Regions from separate parts of the Homo sapiens genome. Here regions 1 and 2 are each linked to region 3. A link is a loop called in an ENCODE intact Hi-C map of the cell type or tissue named here. Cell type or tissue: B cell. All regions are shown on one strand. Region 1 overlaps LOC105377136 (a long non-coding RNA gene). Region 2 overlaps SYNJ1 (synaptojanin 1). Region 3 has its middle 34 kb from the start of TMEM50B.

Region 1 (5,000 bases), 520 kb after region 3:
TAGTACAGTTATTATGGAAAACAGTATGGAGGTTCCTGAAAAAACTAAAAATAGAATTATCATATGATCCAGCAACCCCACTTCTGGGTATATATCCAAAGGAACTGAAGTCAGTATGTTAAAGAGATGTCTGCACTTCCATGTTCACTGCAGCATTCTTCACAATAGCCAAGATATGGAAACAACCAAAGTGCCTGATATAAAAAATATTTTATACACACACACGCACACACAAATGCAATACTACTCAGCCTTAAAAAAAAGAAGGGGACATCTGTCATTTACTACAACATAGATGAACCTGGAGGACATTTGGCTAAGTTCGAGAGAACTGGTTTGGAGCAGAAACACCACATGATCTTATTTATATGTTGAATCTTAAAAAGTCAAATTCATGAAAACAGGGAGAAGAATGGCGATTGTCAGATGCTGGGGCAGGGGAGAAAAGGAGAATGGAGAAAGGGGAGATACTGGTCAAAGGGTACAAAGACAGGAGAAATAGGTTCTGGTTATCTGTTGCATAGCATGGTGACTATAGTTAATATACATTATATTTAAGAATAGGAAACAGAGTAGATTTTAAATGTTCTCACCACAAAGAAATGATAACTATTTGAGGTGATGAATATGTTAATTAGCTTGAACTGATCACTTCACAATGTATACATGTACTGAAACATCACCTTGTAGCTCATAAAATAAATACAATTATCATTTGTCAATTAAAAATAAAATTAGTATCTTATTCTTATTCCATGGATGCAATAGCTTATTCTTAGAATAGTAATGATTAATAATTTTTAAACATTTCTTCTCCCTTCATAGCTTCTATAACTTATGTTAGCTCTGAGTTACTTTCCACCTTTCTCTGGTTCTGCCTTAGAGGCTGTTCTCAAATACCAAATGGTCTTTAACTATCTCCCCGTATTGAATAATGGGTCACTAACAGCTGATGGTAAGCTCTGTGCATTTACATGGGGCTTGTCTGGGCTTCAGCACAGTGACCTGCTTGGGCCGTTTCCCTGGGGAATCTTGGATGGCAGTATGTATGACTCTTTCCTCTCATACTATTGGAAGAGCTGCAGTGAAGGCTTCACGGCTCTCCCATGGAAGCTATAGTCCTTATTACCATTATTCTGGAAACATGATCAGGAAAATGACCAGTGATCTCAACGTTTGGAATGCGAACATTTCTCTCGCCTGACATCGAAGAATAAGCGAGGAAGGCTGGAGATCTAACTACTTCTTAAAAGGACCTGAAGGATGTTTAATCTGTCCTTCTGCTTGTAGATCCACCTTGATTCCCACTTCCATAGGTCTCTGGTGTCACCAGTTTATGAGCAACTGGGTTGACTTTAGCTTGCCCCACTGGCTGCTTATGGTTCCGCTTTCTCAGCCCTGTTGCATCAGTTACTGTATTAGTCCAGGTTCTCCAGAGGTCAGAACCAATAGGATGCATGTATATATAAAAGGGAGTTTATTAGGGAGAATTGGCTCACATGATTACAAGGCAAAGTCCCACAATAGGCCATCTGCAAGCTGGGGAAAGTGAGAAGCTGGTAGTGGCTCACTTCAAGTCCGAAAACCTCAAAGCCAGGGAAGCCAACATTGCAACCTTTAAGCCAAAGGCCTGAGAACCCTCAGGGAAACTGTTGATGCAAGTCCCAGAGTCCAAAGGCCAAAGAACCTGGAGTCTGATATCCAAGGGCAGGAGGAGCAGAAGCAAGTGTCTGGCATGGGAAGAAGAAGGAGGGCCAGAAGCTTCAGCAAGCCAGCTCATTGCACCTTCTCCTTCTGCGTCTGCTCTGCTCTAGCCTTGCTGGCAGCTGATTGGATGGTGCCCACCCACATAAAGGGTGGGTTTTCCTCTCCCAGCCCACCAACTTCAATGTCAATTTCCTCTGGCAATACCCTCACAGACACATCCAGAAACAATACCTTACCAGCCACCCTCAATCCCATCAAGTTGACACCTAATATTCACCATCACAGTTACCAAACTTACATTTGCTTTCCAAACTTTCAGATTTTATTGCTATTATCATTGCTTCTGTTCTCTTCATTCCGTAGGTTTATATGTCTTCCAAAATACCTCCCCTGTTGTTGCTTTAGTGGGGTTTCAGGAGGGACTGGAGGCTAACCCCTGCATTCAACTCGCCATCCTTGAGTGGAAATCCCCACTCATCTCCTCTCAATGGCCTTGGCTTTGGGACTCTTCCTTTCCTATCTTTATCATAAAAATGATCGCATAAACAAAACCAAAGCCAAAGACTTCTCCAGTGCCCATGACCATTTTATTAACTTTGCTTTAATGTGGGAAGAGAAATCTATTTCCTCATTTCTTCACTTGTTGTGGAGCATCTAACAGGAGCAATGAAGGGAAGAAGACTTCAGAGCAAATTCCAAAGAAGGACCGAAGCGATTCTTCCCAATCCTTGGAAAACAACCCTAGCCAGATAGATCTTGATAAGCCCAGTGAACAACCTCATGGTGCGTGCGCTGCCCCCTGGTGGGCAGGCTGGTGCTGCTTTTAGGGTTCTCAGCTCTCCAAGATGGTCCAGGGAAGACCAAACATTGCCAGAAGAGGAGAGATTTGAACTCAGACTAGAAGAGAAGAGGAGAAAAGACGTTCTATATCTAAAATTCTTTTTCATTTTTTACCTATCAGTGTGTCTATGCCAGCATCAATCAATACACCCACTGTGTGTGGCCTATGAAGATAGTGAGATGTTGGTCAAAGGGATATAGCATTACTGAAGGAACAGCTATTTCTCTGGCTTCTAGGATGTTGCTACCCTTGCACAGAAGGAAAGTGCCCTTTGTAAGGAAGAAGACATGTCATTCCACATAAATCGCACCACCAGTCATGTCATCTGCACTACCATTTTATTAACCATTTTACAGCTGCACTATCCAATATGGTGGCCACTAATCACATGTGACTATTTAAATTCCAATGGATTAAAATGAGGAATTCAGCTTCTCAGTCACTCTAGCCACATCTCAAGTGCTCAACAGCCATATGTGGCTACCACACTGGACAATGCAGGTAAAGAACATTCCTGTCATTCCAGCAAGTTCTACTGGACAGTGCTGCTCTAGAGCCCTTGAAGGTGCCTGGAAGTTTCTGTGATTCTCACAGACAGACTTAAGCACACCCTTATCTGTGTTCCTACAAGTCTCTGTTCCCACCTTGGCCACAACATTCATCACAGTCTGACTTGAAATGGAGTTAGTCAAATAATATGCCTGTCTCTTCTCTTTGACCATAAACTCACGAGGGCTGGGACCAAGAAACCATTATTTGCCATTATTCTTAGCAGAGCCTGGCAAAGAGAGGTCCTTGAAGAAATATTAGTTGAAGGAATGACTCGATTATAAACTCCCTGAGGGCAGGTCCAGAATATTCTGATTTTTGTATTCCCCACAGTTCCTCAAGCAAAGAGGGAACCTCAGTAAATATCTGTCGAGTGATGGCATGCTGTCACATCCATCAGCCTGAAGACAGACCTTAGAGTCACTGAGATAAAAAGCCAGATTGCTGTGGCCTCTGCACTCACCAAATGTCTCTTGCCTCTGCCCCTGCACATCTGTCTCCTCTGGCTTTGCACCCCCCAGCTTGCCTCCATGTAGCAGGTCTGATCACAGGTAGCTCCCATCCCACTGTCCACATACACCCAGACGCATGCAGGCCCCATGCTCATGCCTGCCTTTGTCGCTTGGACCTCCTCCTGCCCTTCCATCCTACTCACTCTGCAAGGTCGGCAGAAGCTCCGCCCTCTCCCTGCGTCTGCTCCACCCACTCAGGCCCAGCTGATTTCAGGGAATTGGCCTGGAGCCCTTACAAATCCCCAATGTCTCCCTTTTTTAAATTCTTCTTATAATTCTAGGTAACACACTATACTGTGTTCTTGAATTCTTCGTGACTATTTTCAGCCACTAGTTTTTCTTTTCAACCAGATGGCAAATTCCATGAGGATTTTACTCTTATTTTGTGCTGAAGTCCTTTCTAGAATGGAAAAGGCAAGGCGAAATCCCAGTCCAATCACATTTTATAAATAAAGAGCTGAGTGCAGTGGCTCACGCCTGTAATCCCAACACTGTGGGAGGCAGAGGCAGGAGGATCACATGAGCCCAAAAGTTCAAGACCAGCCTGGGCAACATAGCGAGACCCCATCTCTACAAAAAAAATTCTGAAAATTAACCAGCCATGGCAGCACATGCCTGTGGTCCCAGCTACACCAGTGGCTGAGGCCAAAGGATCACATGAGCCCAGGAGTTTGAAGTTACAGTGAGCCATGATCACACCACAGCACTCCTGCCTGGGCAACAGAGAGAGACTCTGTCTCTAAAAATAAAATAAATATGAATAAGGAAACAGAGCCAGGGATTAAGGGGACCTGCTCAGGGTCACTCAGGTGAGAGCCTTATCTGCCTCACTCATAGATTTGGACCATAGATTTGTGCAGAGAAAGTTCAACCAATATGGAAAGAACCATGCTTCCGAGGGACTCTGCGTCAGCTCCTTAAGCCCAACTGCACTGGTTTCCTGCCTGCCTTCAGCTCACCAGCTTAGCTAGAGGAGCAGCATCTACCTTAGGCCTAGAAGAAAGTCTACATGCAGAGGAGGTGTCAGCTGTTAACTTGACAAAAGATAAGAGCCGAGGTCGTGATCTCCTAATGGCCAGCCAGCCTATTAGTTTAGCAATATATGTCTCCAATGTCAGAGCCATGCCTGGCGGAGGTTTGATTTTTTATTATTCAGGAAGCGCCTTACTTGAAAATGAGAGAAACCTCTAGCAGCTGCTGGAAGTCCCTTCTCTTAAAATAATGACAAGCAGAATCTTCACCTAAGAAATTTGGCTACACGCTCCTTCCGTTCCACTGTGCCCTTCTACTGCCTGGGTACCAGAGCAGAGAAATGGTTCAAACCTGTGGGCTTATAAAAAGAGGATGCCAATCAAATGTAAATAATGATCCCATTAAATAATGATTTTCAT
Region 2 (5,000 bases), 790 kb after region 3:
TGGTCTCAAACCCCTGGCCTTAAGCGATCTGCCCAGCTCAGCCCCACAAAGTGCTGGGATTACAGGCGTGAGCCACCATACCCAGCTAAACAGTGAAACTTTATGTGAACAATTGAAAACAAAAATAGGTGCAAGTTCAGATATGAACTCTCACGATTCCTATACAATAGAACATGTAACAAAACCCTATAACAAAATGAAGCTGTGATTGCTATTTTTTTTTAAGGAGAGATAAGAATGACTCCCTCCCTGCCTCAGTTAAAGAAATTTGAGTAATTTTAAGTATGTTTAATTTCTAACAGAGATGTGATGACTAGTCAAGAGTCATTCCTTCTAGTCTTGGTTTCCCTCATTGATCTAGCCATCTGCCTTTTGCAGAACCAGATGCCTGTTTCCTTGTTTTAAAAATGTTCTCTTCCAACTATACAGCAGTTTTGAGAGACTGAATGATGTGCATGTGTGCATGTGTTTGGATTTCATAGGGAAAGAGGTACCATTAAATCCCTTTAAATACCATTCATTTGCTTAGTTAGGTATGTTTGATAGATATTTGGTGGGCAGATCTCTATACTAGTTGCTGTAGAAGAGCAGAGGAGAAATGGAAGATACAACTCCTGCTTGTAATCTAGTAGGGAAAGTCAGCATGTGTGTAATGACACCCCCAGATCCTAAAGGGCGTAGTCCACAGAATTAAGATGGTATGGCTTCTACAGAGTGAAAATCAAAGACACCTCAAGTCCTTTCAGAGAGTAAATGAACAAATGGAGAAGAAATTGTGTTTAGACTTTCCTCAAATCTTTTGACAAAGGTCTATCCCAAAGCTTTCAAATTAAACAAAACAAAACATTTCAAAAATCTTAAGGTTCTTGAAAGTACACAGTGAAATCTGCAAGTGTACAGATGACAGTATACTTTGCCAAGTACAGAAATGCCAAACCACCAGAAGCATCATGTAGACTGTGTGAGTGGGCAGCAGAGTAGCAGATAAATGTCTTCCTGAGCAAATGTAAAATACTGCACTGAGCTACAAAGAATCCAAACTGTATAAGGGATGAAAGACTCTGATACAGGAAAGGGACCTGTCTTTATAACCCAACCTCTAAAGAACTTGTTAAATTGAAGCCAGAAGGTTTCCCACAAATGTTTGTCATCATTAGGAAAAGTATTGGTAAGAAACTAAGGCATTAACCTAACATTATAAAACCATGGGGTGTCTCCAACCTGGAATATTGGTTGTTAAACCCCAAGATGACTAAGTTGGAAGAGAAAAAGCAAACACTGAAAGTCAACAAGGAGAGGATCTCTATAAGTAGTGAGAAGAAACTGATTATTACCTTTTAGTCTAGATTAAGACAGCCATTAAGGAGTGAGTAAACCCTGTGAACCCCTTTATTTTTAAATAAGAGGTTCCCTGGAAATGTGTATGGGATAAATTTAAATACATATAGATGCTTACATTAATTGAAGGAAGAGTCTAGAAGCTTTTACTGTAGTGAGTGAAAGCAGGAAGAAAATATAGCTTCCAAAAGAACTTACATAAATCAATAGATATAAGAACCAGAATCCCTTGTTAAAGTTAGAAATGTGTAAGGGGCACATTGCTGATTGAGAATAAGGACAAAGATATTAGCCCTAACCCAGGACCACAAAAGTGTTGGTACCTATCAAAGAACAAATAATGTTTGGGGTCTTAGGGGACTGGTGCAGCATAAATGTATGCTTACAGTGGTGATTATAACCTTTGGAGGAGGGATAGTCTCCATTGCCAACAATCTGAAAAAGATACCTTCGTGTAGTTAGGTAAGAATGGTCTCCCTGTGTATTTCAAAGGATAGCATCCTGCAATTTAGTTTTATGCCAAAGAAATTGAGTCAGTTGCCTTGGTCATATCTGTGGGATTGTAGAAATCGGTTCCCTCCAGGCCCTTGATTTTACCAGGGTGAAGTACTTATGCACACTTTTGTTTTGGCCTTTTCCTCTTAATATTCATAATTCATACTTTGGAATCCTAGTTTAAGTAGGGGGTTAGGGGGAGAGTGATACTCTGTGTGTGTGTGTGTGTTTGTGTGTACATGTTTTCCTCTCATTGTGGAAAAATCTGTAAAGATTTCTGAACTTGTGGTTTAACTCGCCAAATTTTCTGTAATAAGACTGATAACATCATAATTTGTTCTTTTTTGAATAATAACTTCATTACATACCTGCGACCCTCTTCAGAACTTCTTCTGTCCTTTTTATTTTTTTTTTCCTCTTGATAGTTTTTTTATTTCAAAAGTAAAAACTTGGAATCCTATCAAAGACCATTGAAGTCCCAAAAGAGTAAATGTTTGTCAATGATGAAAGACAAGGAGCATAACTTATCTAAGGCTTCTTGGGGCCAGTCTGGTTTTGTTTTCTTTCACTGGCAACTCTCATCTTTTTTGATCATAGGAAATTTTCTTCAGGGAAGTCACTGAGACAGTGAAAATACATAGTACTGGGTTGTGGGGTCCGGAGACTTGGATCCCAGCCCTGTAACATATTCTCCTTATAGAGTCACTTTGAACAAGTCACTTAACCTCTGTCCCTTTTTGCCTTGTCAATGAAATGGAGGATTGGATGGGACTGGATTAGCAGTGATCACAAATGGAGGTGCACAGACTCATTTCTTGTGGCTGTTCCATTAACATAGTATTTGAAATTGGAGTTAGAGTGTTTTTAGGGGAAGAGTGCCCTCTCCAGGTCACCACCAGCCCTACCTGCGCTCCCTCCTTTACTTTTTACTTCCTGGCCTCTTGTGGCCCTTGTTAATGATCAATAATCATGGGAGTAGTCACTGAGCTTGTTATGTCTATGGTATTAATTATGGTTTTTTATTGTTTTTCTTAAAGATTTGTAGAAGATAAAATGTGGGTTACATTTTTGGAGGGAAGCTCTGCCTTGAATGTTCTGAGCCTAAATGGTAAAGAGGTAAGGTAGCATTTGTTGATTCTAAACCATTCTGAAATTAAATGTCTGAAGATGGTATGATATTTTTATAGACATGCAGCAAGATTATCTAAATGGGAGGGGAAAAGACCTTATGGTATGTTCGAGGAGTTATTTAATGTTTTTTATTTAGACTGGATTTCTGACTAGCCTAGGCTTATTTTGGCCCCTCCCCAGAGATATTAACTGTTGATATAGACTAAGAAGGAAACATGTTTAGCACCTAATTTGATTTATTACATTTTATGATGCAAAAAGTTTTAAAGTTTTAATTGGGGGTAGTCTGGCTTATCTGTATAGTAGAAAAACATTCTATCAAGTGAAGAAAATGCATTATGTACCAGAAAACAAGGGAGAGAGGTGCTCATTATTCCTAGGAATTTGTTTCATTGGCTTGGCTTACCTAGTTATCTTCTTCAAACATAACTAAATTAATTTCCAGAGATAACAGATCCATCCCATTGAAGTATTTTAGAAATTTTTAACAAATGGAGATATTCCTAACCTGTGATTTGAAAAGTCATTGATGACGGAAACTTACATTGTTGGCCTGGAATAGTTTTACTTCTCTGAAGTGCTTCATCTGTCATTTTTTTCTGAACTCCTTTAGACCCAAATCCTAAATTTCTAAGTATATAGTCAGTGCACAAGATGGATTGTACTCTAGGCCTGATTCCTGCAGCACTGAGCAACTCTGTGAGCACTGTCCTGAGCTGCTTCTTCTGTCACATCAACTTCTTTGGAGAAAAAAAATTCTTTGTATGTATTAGGCTGGGTGCGGTGGCTCACGCCTGTAATCCCAGCACTTTGGGAGGCCGAGACAGGTGGATCACCTGAGGTCAGGAGTTTGAGACCAGCCTGGCCAACATGGCAAAAACCTGTCTCTACTAAAAATACAAGAAGTAGCCAGGCGTGGTGGTGGGCGCCTGTAATCCCAGCTGCTTGGGAGACTGAGGCAGCAGAATCACTTGAACCTGGGTGGCAGAGGTTGCAGCGAGCCGAGATTGCACCAGTGCACTCCAGCCTGGGCAACAGAGCGAGACTCTGTCTCAAAAAAAAAAAAAAAATTCTTTGTGTGTATTGCTTTTGAAATAGGTTTTGTAGAGTTTTGTTTGTTTTCCTAAATGTAATACTAGTATACTCATGTAAAATCATGTATCAGGAAACATGGAAAAGAATTAAAAATAAGACCACTCACATAATGCTACCATTCTGAAGTAATTTCTCTTAACCTTAATATTAGCATATACATATGTAAATACAAATGGGATTTTATATACACACAAACACATTAACACAAATGGGATATGCATATACGCAAACACAAATTGAAACCGTGTTATAAAGCTATTTTCTTACTACCTCTTATGACTGTGTCAGGGACATCTTAAACAAATATGTCATTTTTAATGGCTTCATTAATTTCATTTTGTGAATAAATATATACATTTATTAAACCAAACTCCTATAGACATCTAGATTATTTCCTATTCTTAATTATTAAAGCCAATATTCCAGTGAACCTCTATGTATCTTTTTGAATATTTTTTTGGTCTTCTAAATTTCTTCCTTTTCATTTGGCCCTGGTCTCTACCAAGGGGATAGTCCTAAGGAATTACATCTTAATTGGCCATTATGGTGATAGGTATTTAAGAATGCTTGTTAGTATTTTTTGATGAATATAAAAGAATTTTGTTGACTTTGAAAAGTAATATATGACTTGTAAAGCGTGTTAAGTTCTGAAATTGGATTGATTTTAGTACTCATATCTACTTGGCAAGTAAAGGATTATGAATTCTTAGGATTCTGACTTTAAAGCTCAGTGTGGATGCTAAATTACTAATAAACACAGCTGTGCCACTCAGTTCAGCAACTTTCAACCTCTCCATTATTATGCCTTCAAGGAATTCTAATATCAGTAACACTTTGAGCCAAGGAAGATCTGTACCCACAAAGGTGCCAACTGTCAGCACAGCATATTGATCACAGCTACACAGTTCATTTGCAAATACCAAAAATATTCACATCTTGTT
Region 3 (5,000 bases):
TTAAAAAAAGAGATAATGTGGTCAGGCGTGGGGGCTCACGCCTGTAATCCCAGCACTTTGGGAGGCCGAGGCGGGCAGATCATGAGGTCAGGAGTTCGAGACCAGCCTGGCCAACATACTGAAACCCGGTCTGTACTAAAAATACAACAAATTAGCCAGGCGTGGTGGTGCACCCCTGTAATCCCAGCTACTCGGGAGGCTGAGGCAGGGAGAATTGCTTGAACCCGGGAGGCAGAGGTTGCAGTGAGCCAAGATCGTGCAACTGCACTCCAGCTTGGGTGACAAAGCGAGACTCCGTCTAGAAAATAAAAAATAAATAAAAACATAAAAGAGATAATGTTAGTATCCACTCTTAGAAATATTATGAGTTAGGGCAGAATCTTTGGTAATCATCTACAAATGCATGTGATTCCCTTACTAAGGTTCTCAAGCTGTCACATAGATTCAGTGGTCATTGAATCTGAGTGTTTTTTGTGTGTGGACCAATATTATCAGAGTATTCCATTTTATTGCTCTAAGATCCTTGTATTCCTTGTGCTGTTGCCACTGAGTAAAAACCCAGAGGCTGTATTTTTCCAGTATATATATATATGTGTGTGTGTGTGTGTGTGTGTGTGTGTGTGTGTGTGTATTTCTATACACAAGACGTTGACTTGACATTGATTTGCATCAACATAATGAAATTGGAAGACTGAAAGATTGATGATATCAAACCATATAATTTGGCCCCTTGAGCAAGAGCCCCCAGAGGGTTTGACATGGGTGCATTGAACTCATGATCTCTACATTTTTCCCCAGTGGAAGGGTTTTCAGTCACAACATCAACTCAGGAGTCTTTGTTTTCATTGTTCTTTTTTATGGAGTCCTTTTTACAGTGTCTTACTCTTGCCCAGGCTGGAACGCCGTGGTGTGATTATAGCTCACTACTGCCTTGAACTCCTTGGCTCAAGCAGTCCTCCCCTCAGTCTACTATAGGTGTGCACCACCACACTCAGCTCTCCTTTTTAGATTTAGTTGCACCTTTCCCAAGTTGCTTTTAGAACACTGGTGGCCCTGAAGGTGTACCTGAGAAAAGGTGTGTGTGTCAAAGAAGCTTGGGAAACCCTGGGCTGAACTAGGTCTAAACATGTTTTTTCTTTCTTTATTTCTTGATTTTTTTTTTTTTTTTCAGATGGAGTTTTGCTCTTGTCACCCAGGCTGGAGTGTAGTGGTGCAATCTCAGCTCACTGCAACCTCTGTCTCCCAGGTTCAAATGGTTCTCGTGCCTCAGCCTCCCGAGTAGCTGGGGTTACAGGTGGGTACCATCCTACCCGGCTAATTTTTGTATTTTTAGTAGAGACATGGTTTCACCATATTGGCCAAGCTGGTCTCAAATTCCTGACCCCAGGTGATCCACCCGCCTCGGCCTCCCAAAGTGTTGGGATTACAGGCGTGAGCACTGCGCCCCGCCTTCTTGCTTAGTCTTTTTTAGAGAGGGGTCTTGCTATGTTGCCCAGGCTGGTCTTGAATTCCTGAGCTCAAGTGATCCTCCTGCCTCAGCCTCCTGAGTAGCTGGGACTAGAGGTGCAAATCACCACACTAGGCTCCAAAACACCTTTTTAAAATTCTGTAAAGTTCTTTTCTTTCTTAGAGGTTTTTTTTTTTTTTTTTTTTTTTGTGTGTGTGTGTGTGTGTGTATTGTATGTCTTTAGGAGGAGGGTGTCAATTATATGGTGTTTTCTATTACTGAGACTTGGAAATTTATCTCCTGGAACATGTTGAAAAATGTAATTTGGGGCCAGGCACAGCGGCTCTCGCCTGTACTCCCAGTACTTTGGGAGTCCGAGGCGGGCAGATTACTTGAGGTCAGGAGTTCGAGATCAGCCTGGCCAACATAGTGAAACCCATCTCTACTAAAAATACAAAAAATTAGCCAAGTATGGTGGTACATGCCTGTAATCCCAGCTACTTGGGATGCTGAGGCAGGAGAATTGCTTGAGCCCAGGAGGCAGAGGCTGCAGTGAGCTCAGATCAAGCCACTGTACTCCAGTGTGGGCAACAGAGCAAGACTGTCTCAAAAAAAAATAAAAAATAAAAAATAAAAAAAATAAAAGAAAAATGTAATTTGGGGAAAGTGCTGCTATGGTGGCTTTAGAATAGATAGAACACAGGGAATTAACAAAAGGAGAGGAAAATGTTTAGGTGTGGGCATGGCTGGCTTTGGGAAAAGCCTGTGGCCAGCCTGATTATGGGGAATAAAAATGGTGGCAGGAGGGCACAGTAGGAAGAATTCTTCCAATTGCGTTGTTACTAGACAGTTGTGGTTTGGGCGCTGGGATTCTCGGAGGCCTATGGATTTAAGTTTAGGTTGGTTTACTTCTCCCTTATTCCCTTATTCTGGCACTGCCATTTATTAGCTATTTGACTGCAAGACTGTTTCCCTGTCTGTAAGTATGTTTGAGAATTAATCTGAGGAAATGCTTAACAAAGTTCCTGGAAATAATAAGTGATTCACACAAGTAGGCTTTTTTTTTCCTTTTTTTTTTGAGACAGAGTCTCACTCTGTCATCCAGGCTGGAGTGCAGTGGCTCACTGCAGCCTCAGCCTCCTGGGTTCAAGCCATTCTCGTGCCTTGGCCTCCCAAGTAACTGGGATTGTAGGCACATGCCACCACGCCTGGCTAATTGTTTTTGTATTTTTAGTAGAGATGGGGTTTTGCCATGTTGGCCAGGCTGGTCTCGAACTTCTAACCTCAAGCGATCCGCCAGCCTTGGCCTCCCAAAGTGCAGGGAATTACAGGCGCCGTGCCCGGCATTTCTTATGATGACTTTTGAAGGGATGTTTCCTTTCTCATCTGATGACTTTTTAGCTTTTTGCCACAAGGTGGCATGCCATGCTAAGAAAAACAAGACTTCCAAGTTTAGAGCCTGCCAGAGCATTTTTTTGTAGCACTTTTATCACAGCTTAAGTAATTTTACTTAGGGTTTTGGATAGCAGTAAATGCCTCTTCAATTCTTTCAGCTGTGGCAGATAGGATATTTTAAATTTCTTTGAGTAAGTATGGCAGGACAGGCTGCCTAGACCCTCATGGATTATGCCAGTGTAGAGAGTGCTGGGTCTTTGATTTGGGGAGCATGTTGACCTCTTCCCCACCCCAGAGGTCTAGACATAAAACCAGAGAGCTCTCCAAAAAGGATGTAAATTGTGCTCTTTTCCAGCAGCAGTTTCTGGTTTTTTTTTTTTTTTTTTGAGACTGGGTCTCACTCTGTCACCCTCCACCTCCCAGGCTCAAGCGATCCTCCCACCTCAGCCTTCCAAGTAGCTCAGGTGCATGCCACTACATCCTGGCTAATTGTTAATGTTTTGTAGAGATGGGGTTTCACCATGTTACCCAGGCTGGTCTCGAACTCCTGGGCTCAAAGGATCTGCCTACCTCAGCCTCCTAAAGTGCTGGGATTACAGGTATGAACCACTGCACCCAGCCAGCAGTTTCTTTTGTTTCTTTTTCTTTCTTTTTTTTTTTTTTTTTGTAAAGAGATGGAGTCTCACTATTTTACCCAGGCTGGAGTACAGTGGCTTTCACAGGCATGAACATTGCACACTTCGACCTGGAACTCTTGAGCTCAAGTGACCCTCCAGCCTCAGCCTCCCGAGTAGCTGGGACTATAGTACAGGTCTGTGCTCCAACAGTTTCTACTCCTGGTGCCAAAAACATTATTCAGTGTGATCAGTGTACTTCCCTCCCACCATGGAAGTTGTGAGTTTAGAAATTAACCTTTTTTTTTTTTGAGACAGGGTCTGGCTCTGTCACCCAGGCTGGAGTGCAGTGGTGTGAGCTCGGCTCACTGCAACCTCTGCCTCCTAGGCTCAAGAGATCCTCTCTCCTCAGTCTCCTGAGTAGCTTGGACTACAGACGCACGCCACCATGCCTGGCTAATTGTATTTTTTGTAGAGACACGGTTTCACCATGTTGCCCAGATTGGTCTGGAGCTCCTGAGCTCAAGCGGTCTGCTCACCTCAACTTCCCAAAGTGCTAGGATTACAGGCGTGAGCCACTGCGCCCAGCCTGAGATTAACTTTTTATGTTGAAATTACATCAGACTTACCAGGAGAGTTATAAAAATAGCACAAAGAGGCCAGGCATGGTGCTCACGCCTATATCTCAGTGCTTTGGGAGGCCAAGGTGGGCGGATCACCGGAGGTCAGGAGTTCAAGACCAGCTTGGCCAACATGGTGAAATCCCATCTCTACTAAAAATACAAAAATTAGCCAGGCGTAGTGGCAGGTGCCTATAATCCCAGCTACTTGGGAGGCTGAGGCAGGAGAATCGCTTGAACCCAGGAGGCGGAAGTTGCAGTGAGCCAAGACCCCGCCATTGCACTCCAGCCTGGGCGACAGAGCGAAACTCTGTAAAAAAACAAACAAACAAACAAAAAAAAACCACAAAGAATTCCTGTATAACCTTTCAGATTCCCAGAAGTTAACATTTTACTACATTTGCTTTGGTCTGTTATTTTAAATGTTTGGCAGCATGCTGCAGATGTGACGCCTGTTTACTTACCCTTGAATCCTGTGTATATTTCCCCCCAAACATCACTGCGATACGATGCCAAAGTCAGAAAATTAACATTGATACAGTACTTTGTGCCTTATTCAAATTCTTCAGATTACCCCTGTAATGTACTTTATAGTAAAGAAAAATACTATTTTTCTGTGGCAGGATCCTGCCCATGGTCACACGTTGCATTTAGTCGTCATATCCCTGCAGTGTCTCTAATATTTGGAATGGTTCTTCAGTCTTTGTCTTCTGTGACTAGGCATTTGGAACTTGAGTGGCTTACGTATCAGGACTACTAGCAGTTGCTGTGTGCCTTTGTGTTCTGTTTAGGTCAACAGCACCTGTGGGGTTGTGCGGTGCACAGCCTACAGGAATGTACCCACAGCCCCGACTACTGGTGCTCCACTATTTTAGTAGTTAGCATGGGGCTGGCCACTTGAGAAGTGTCTGGATCTGGAGGACA

What was found. A loop is a pair of places that touch in the nucleus more often than their neighbours do. Peaks named below come from ENCODE experiments on the same cell type or tissue, not always from the same donor. Only the 100,000 strongest peaks of a DNase experiment are listed, where the experiment ranks them.
Region 1: a loop joins it to region 3, with 29 times the contacts of the local background. A loop is called at or near these places in 4 of 110 quality-filtered maps.
Region 2: it touches region 3 in a loop (7-fold over the local background); 3 of 110 quality-filtered maps call a loop at or near these places.

Annotation. Positions count from the first base shown.
Region 1 is chr21:32,919,373-32,924,372 of GRCh38, reverse strand. The region is part of intron 4 of LOC105377136 (a long non-coding RNA gene); the gene reads right to left. Among named protein-coding and RNA genes, the nearest start is that of LINC01690, 37 kb to the left of the region's middle. RefSeq lists an enhancer at 4,566-5,000. In B cell, CTCF peaks have their summits at 2,340 and 2,545 (motif pointing left); a DNase peak (open chromatin) is centred at 2,502.
Region 2 is chr21:32,651,237-32,656,236 of GRCh38, reverse strand. It overlaps SYNJ1 (synaptojanin 1), which reads left to right. Exons shown (of 33, transcript NM_203446.3): 22 at 2,871-2,949. Among named protein-coding and RNA genes, the nearest start is that of CFAP298-TCP10L, 41 kb to the right of the region's middle. In B cell, CTCF peaks have their summits at 2,520 and 2,727 (motif pointing left); a DNase peak (open chromatin) is centred at 2,696.
Region 3 is chr21:33,443,312-33,448,311 of GRCh38, reverse strand. It overlaps a transcript of TMEM50B not described here. Among named protein-coding and RNA genes, the nearest start is that of TMEM50B, 34 kb to the left of the region's middle. In B cell, CTCF peaks have their summits at 2,657 and 2,858 (motif pointing right); a DNase peak (open chromatin) is centred at 2,871; H3K27ac peaks cover 1,830 bases.